Linked DNA regions of Homo sapiens: region 2 is linked to region 1. Evidence: chromatin loops called from intact Hi-C (ENCODE). Cell type or tissue: PC-3. All regions are shown on one strand.

What was found. Hi-C counts contacts between places; a loop is a spot of excess contacts. Peaks named below come from ENCODE experiments on the same cell type or tissue, not always from the same donor. Only the 100,000 strongest peaks of a DNase experiment are listed, where the experiment ranks them.
Region 2: a loop joins it to region 1, with 3 times the contacts of the local background. A loop is called at or near these places in 1 of 110 quality-filtered maps.

The regions. Positions count from the first base shown.
Region 1 is chr3:87,205,352-87,207,851 of GRCh38, forward strand. No RefSeq gene overlaps it. Among named protein-coding and RNA genes, the nearest start is that of MIR4795, 20 kb to the right of the region's middle. In PC-3, no CTCF peak of the experiment used is centred here; DNase peaks (open chromatin) are centred at 950 and 2,390; H3K4me3 peaks cover 1,063 bases; H3K27ac peaks cover 2,384 bases.
Region 2 is chr3:87,332,616-87,335,115 of GRCh38, forward strand. No RefSeq gene overlaps it. Among named protein-coding and RNA genes, the nearest start is that of POU1F1, 57 kb to the left of the region's middle. In PC-3, no CTCF peak of the experiment used is centred here; a DNase peak (open chromatin) is centred at 996; H3K4me3 peaks cover 900 bases; H3K27ac peaks cover 2,252 bases.

The DNA of each region.
Region 1 (2,500 bases):
TAAACAACAGAAATTTATTTTCTCACAGTTCTGAAGGCTGGAGGTCCAAGATTAGGGTGCCAATAAGCTACATGGTTGGAGTCTGGTAAGGGCTCTTTTTGTAGCTGGCAGATAGTTTCCTCTTCTTTGTGTACTTACATGATCTCTTCTTGGTGAATGAGGTGGGTGTGGGGGGCACAAACAACCTCTTTAGTGTCTATTCTTATAAAGGCAATCCCATTATGAGGGCCATACTGACAGCTCATTTAACCCTAGTTACCTCCCAAAAGTCCCAGCTCCAAACAATACCACATTGGGGGTTAGTGCACCAACATACGAATTTTGGGGTGACAAACATTCGGTTCATAACAACCATTAAATTTCTAGCTTAGAAATTGCATGTTGGTTGAGACAAGAAGTAAAATATCTGTTCCTATATTCCTGGAAGAATAAGATAAATAATTGTCAATTACTTTTTAGTGTATCACATATCTTCGTTGTGTGTTCAGATTACATAAGCATTATTAACACTACTGGACATTTTTATTGATTAATTTTAAATTATGCTAGGTCTTCCACTTATGAGTTTGTGTTTTATTTACATTTATATAAAATAAAAAGAAAAAGAAAGAAATAAAAAAACTACCCAAAATATATAGGATCCAAAAACTATGTAAAATAGTATTTTTACTATTTACTAAAACACTAGTCTCGGTACTGAAAGTCTGAATGTGATTACTCTGACACACAGGGAAGGAAGAGTGACTGAGGAGTTGAGCAGGTGGGTCTGAGGGGATGCTCAGAGTGACAGAGTGATTCTGAGCAGCCATTTCATGGCAAAGTTGAATACACGTTGTGACTCATCCAGTTGTACACTGATAATTTGTATATTTTTCTTTATATACTTTACAACATAAAAAAAATTTAAGAAATGTTATGAATCACACATTTATGAATCACACATTTACTGCTTTTGCAGGAAAGATAAAGAAGACAGCCTCAACCCTCAAGCAAGTCAAAGTCTAAAGAAAGATTCAGACCTGCAAACAGATTGCACAACACAATGTGGTAAATGATAAATGACATATATGAGCAGAGTTCTTTACTAACACAGACGAGGAAATAATTAACTATGCCTGGGGAAATCAGAAAAGATTTTATGATAAGTAGCATTTGAACTGGGTCAGGAAGCATTGTAAGGGCTCATATTGCTACAAGTTAGTTACAAAAATGTAATTTAGTTTTGAAGAACAATTATAAATATAGGTTACCTGATCGTCAATCACCTTCAGGTAGCTCAATATTTATTGATTAACACTAAAAAAAATGTGAACCAGATGCAACCAAGTAAAAAAATCCTTGCCTTATTACCCAGAGTTTTATCTAAAATAGTAATAGTAAGCCTGGACATGTGTTTATGCTCCAACTGTGGATGTCTTTGTCATTGAAATGAGCTTTTCTTTTTTTTAACCATGTGACAATGAAAGGCAGAGGGCAACGAGACAATAGAAGAGATGAAACAGTAAAATGTCACATAAATGCTGATGGAGTACATTATGCAAATTGATACTATGCAAATACTTAAATGTAGTCTTAGTAATGAAGAGATATGAAAACATGAAAAAAATTCTTCAAAAATGGTTGCCAATCATCAGTGGCTGATTATGAATACAAAAAACTAACCCTTGAGGAAAAGAGCAATGGCCACATTCTCATTGATCCAAAATTTAACTGGAAGGAGATGCAGGCTCTGAGATACAGAGTCGCAGCAGCATCCATGTTAACAAGAACTGGAGTTCAAAGAGGAATTACTCTCAACCTTGTATACTGGTAAGAGGGTCTGTTTCAGGGAGTGGTGAGAAAACACATTAATTTTAATGAAATAAAAAGTTTGGCTTAGGAATTTCTGTTTTAGTGGAATTGTATTCTTGAGTACTGCTCTTCTCTGTCAAAGCCACTGTTGAATGATATGCTGGAAAAATTACTCAACCAGAAGTAAAATTTCACATTATTTAAAACCTCTATTTACTTTACTATCATTTTAATTTGGGAAATCCTCACTCTTTTTTCTTTAGCAAAACTCTCTCAAGATGGAACACTCAAATTAGTCAACTGTCAGGAGTGCTCTTGTAAGCTTCAACTCTTAAATTGTGGTTTACTCCTCACAGCCACCTAAATTTTCAGACTTTTCAGTGTCTTTCTCCATACTACATATTTTCTTTAACCTCAACTTGGGAATTCAATAATTCATCCTACTCTATTTTGCAGCTCAATGCTGAATTTAACATAATGGCATTTGCCACACTTTCCTGGATTCTCTTGTTTTGTCATCTTTCTGCTACACTCTCAAAACTATTTACTCCCCATGAATCAATACAAGCCCCACCTTTAATCCTCTTTTATGATGGATGTCTCATCCACTGGTAAAGATGAATCACGTTACAGCATCCCTTAGCATTCACACAAAAATGTGTTTTCTACTTTAAACTACATCAATAAGGTGCTTCCTATTACAATTACA
Region 2 (2,500 bases), 130 kb after region 1:
TAATTGTTAAAGAAAGAAGAAAACAAATAGAGAAAGTTTTGAGGATTGAGTTTGTGGGGGTTGAGAGTGTGAGTTGTGGGAAAGGAGGAAGGTTATGTTGTGATATTAATAAGCATGATCAGTTTCTGCCCTTTTGAAAAGATACAGTCTGAGCAAAGACTAGAGGAAAGTGGTATGTCTGGGGGAACAGCATTTCACACAGGAGGAATAGCTGATGCAAAGACCTCAAGGCAGAATTTGTGCCTGATGCATTCAAGGAGCAGCCAACAGGACGGAGAATAGTACGAAGGGAACTCAGAGAGGAATTGTGTACATGTGGATGAGTAGGGGCCTACGGAACATCTTTTCTGTCTTTTATCTCTCCTTTGCTCTGGCCATCACTGCTTCACCTCGACAGGTAGGACCCAGTAGGTATCACTGCACATCTGGGGCTCGCAGGGCTTGCTCCTAAGTAAATGTGGAAGTGTGCAGTTAACATCCCCTGGAAAAGCCCAAAACCAGTGGGAGATGACTGCTGGTGAATAAGAATTCCCCAATCATATCGTTAAACTAAAATGAAGAATGAGCCTGAAGAATTCCTCAGCAGACAAAGCTAGTTAGGCCTCATAAATAACCTTAACCTTGCTTGATTTGCAAACATAAGTGAAACTTAATTGGGGCCATTTTTTGTAAATGTCTACATGAAAGAAAAATAGCATTTAGGCTTAACTGGTCAGAAGCAGGGACAGACCTTGTAATTTTATAACTAGGGACTTTCCAGTGGGATAGATCAAATAGGCAACAATGTAACTGTAACCAATCAAATATTTTCTTTGCTTTACTTCTGTATTTGCCCCATAAAAGCCTCCCCCTTGCATTTCCTTGGTGGAGCTTCTGAACCACTCTGGTTTGGAGATTACTGATTCATGAGTCACTGTTTACTCAAACTCTTTAAAATTGTATTGCGTCTCAGTCTGCTTTTGAACAATGTATAGGCACAATATTCATGACCTCAGAAGGACCTGGCAGGATTGAGTTGCCCAGAGATAACCATCTCAATGACACATCCGTGGGCATACTTTTCTCCTTCCTCTTGTTCCCTTTCTCTGAGTCTTGAAAGTCACTTTCAAAATAATAAGTTTCTTGCTTGTAAATGCTTGTCTGAGGCTTTGTTTTTTGGGACGATAGAAGGAAAGACAAAGCTAGGAGACTAGAGCATGAAGGATCATGTAGGTCACTTAAGACTTCGTAAAAACTTTAGCTTTCTTTGAGTTCAGGGTTTTGGACCAGGAAGCGAGATGAGCTGACTCAAAAGGAAGAAACTGAGGAAACAGAGAAAGAATACTCTTTATCAATCAAAAGAATGACTCTAGGTTCCAGTAGGCAACTAGCTGTTTGTCTCCCCAGGCAAAAATACAAACTCACAATCTTTAGTCTGGATAATCTCAAGAGAGTTTAAAACCAGGTTAAATAGCCATGCTTAAAGTCTCTTTTTTTCCTGTGGAAAATAAGAAGGAATGGCCTTTCCTTAAGATTGGTACTAGCCTTACATTCTGAGCCTAGTGGAAAAGTTCTAAGTAGGCCTCTGGGATTTTTGTGAAAGTAGATGAGGAATTAAGCTGATTCTAAAAGAGAATACAGTACTTAATTTTTATTCTCTCAACTCCTCGATGTTACCACTGTGGAAGGACAGAAAGCATTTTAAAACATAGAGAATGCAATTAACACAATAAAAATATGTTAATACCAAAAAGTTTGCTTTATATTTGATGTGTCTATGAATGAATTTTAAAGAATGATTGTTACCCAAGGCTTAATGCTTTAAGAATCTGTTGATGAAACCACAAAATAATCTGAATAGACTTTTTTTATAGACCTACAGGAACTCTTGATGTTTATTATATTACCCTTCAAATTATATATTCATTTATTCTAATACAACATAGTTTTTTCTTCAGTATTAGTGCTAAAAGATGTTTTTGTTGTTGTTGCCTACAGTTCTTGTAGTATGAGGGATGTTGGTTTCTGACAAATCAAACAGAAATGATGTTTTTGAACCAAAACCAGAATTTATATGACAAAATTTTAGCTTTCTAGAAGCAGAATTCTCTTTTAATTTATGGGTTTAGTAGCCCTTATAGATACAAACCTTTGTACATATTTTTGAGATTTAGGAGGCTTTCTATAATTACATTGAGAAATCAAAATAAACTTTGACTATGTTCCTAGATTGGATTTCAACTTTACCCTAATATAATAATAGTTTAATACAATTCCAAGCAAATTCCAAGCTTATTTTGTAAAATAAAAATTCTTAGCATGTATAGCTAAGTATACTTATATATCTTAGCATATATAACTAAGATAATTGGAGAAATGAAATGATCTAGAGGAGAATTTGCCTAGCTAGATAATATAAAATATTATGAAAGTACATTTATTAAAGAAATAAAATAGTCAACAGACATAAGAAATCAATAATGAAACCAACAGTTAACTCAGAAATAAAACCTAGGTTTTA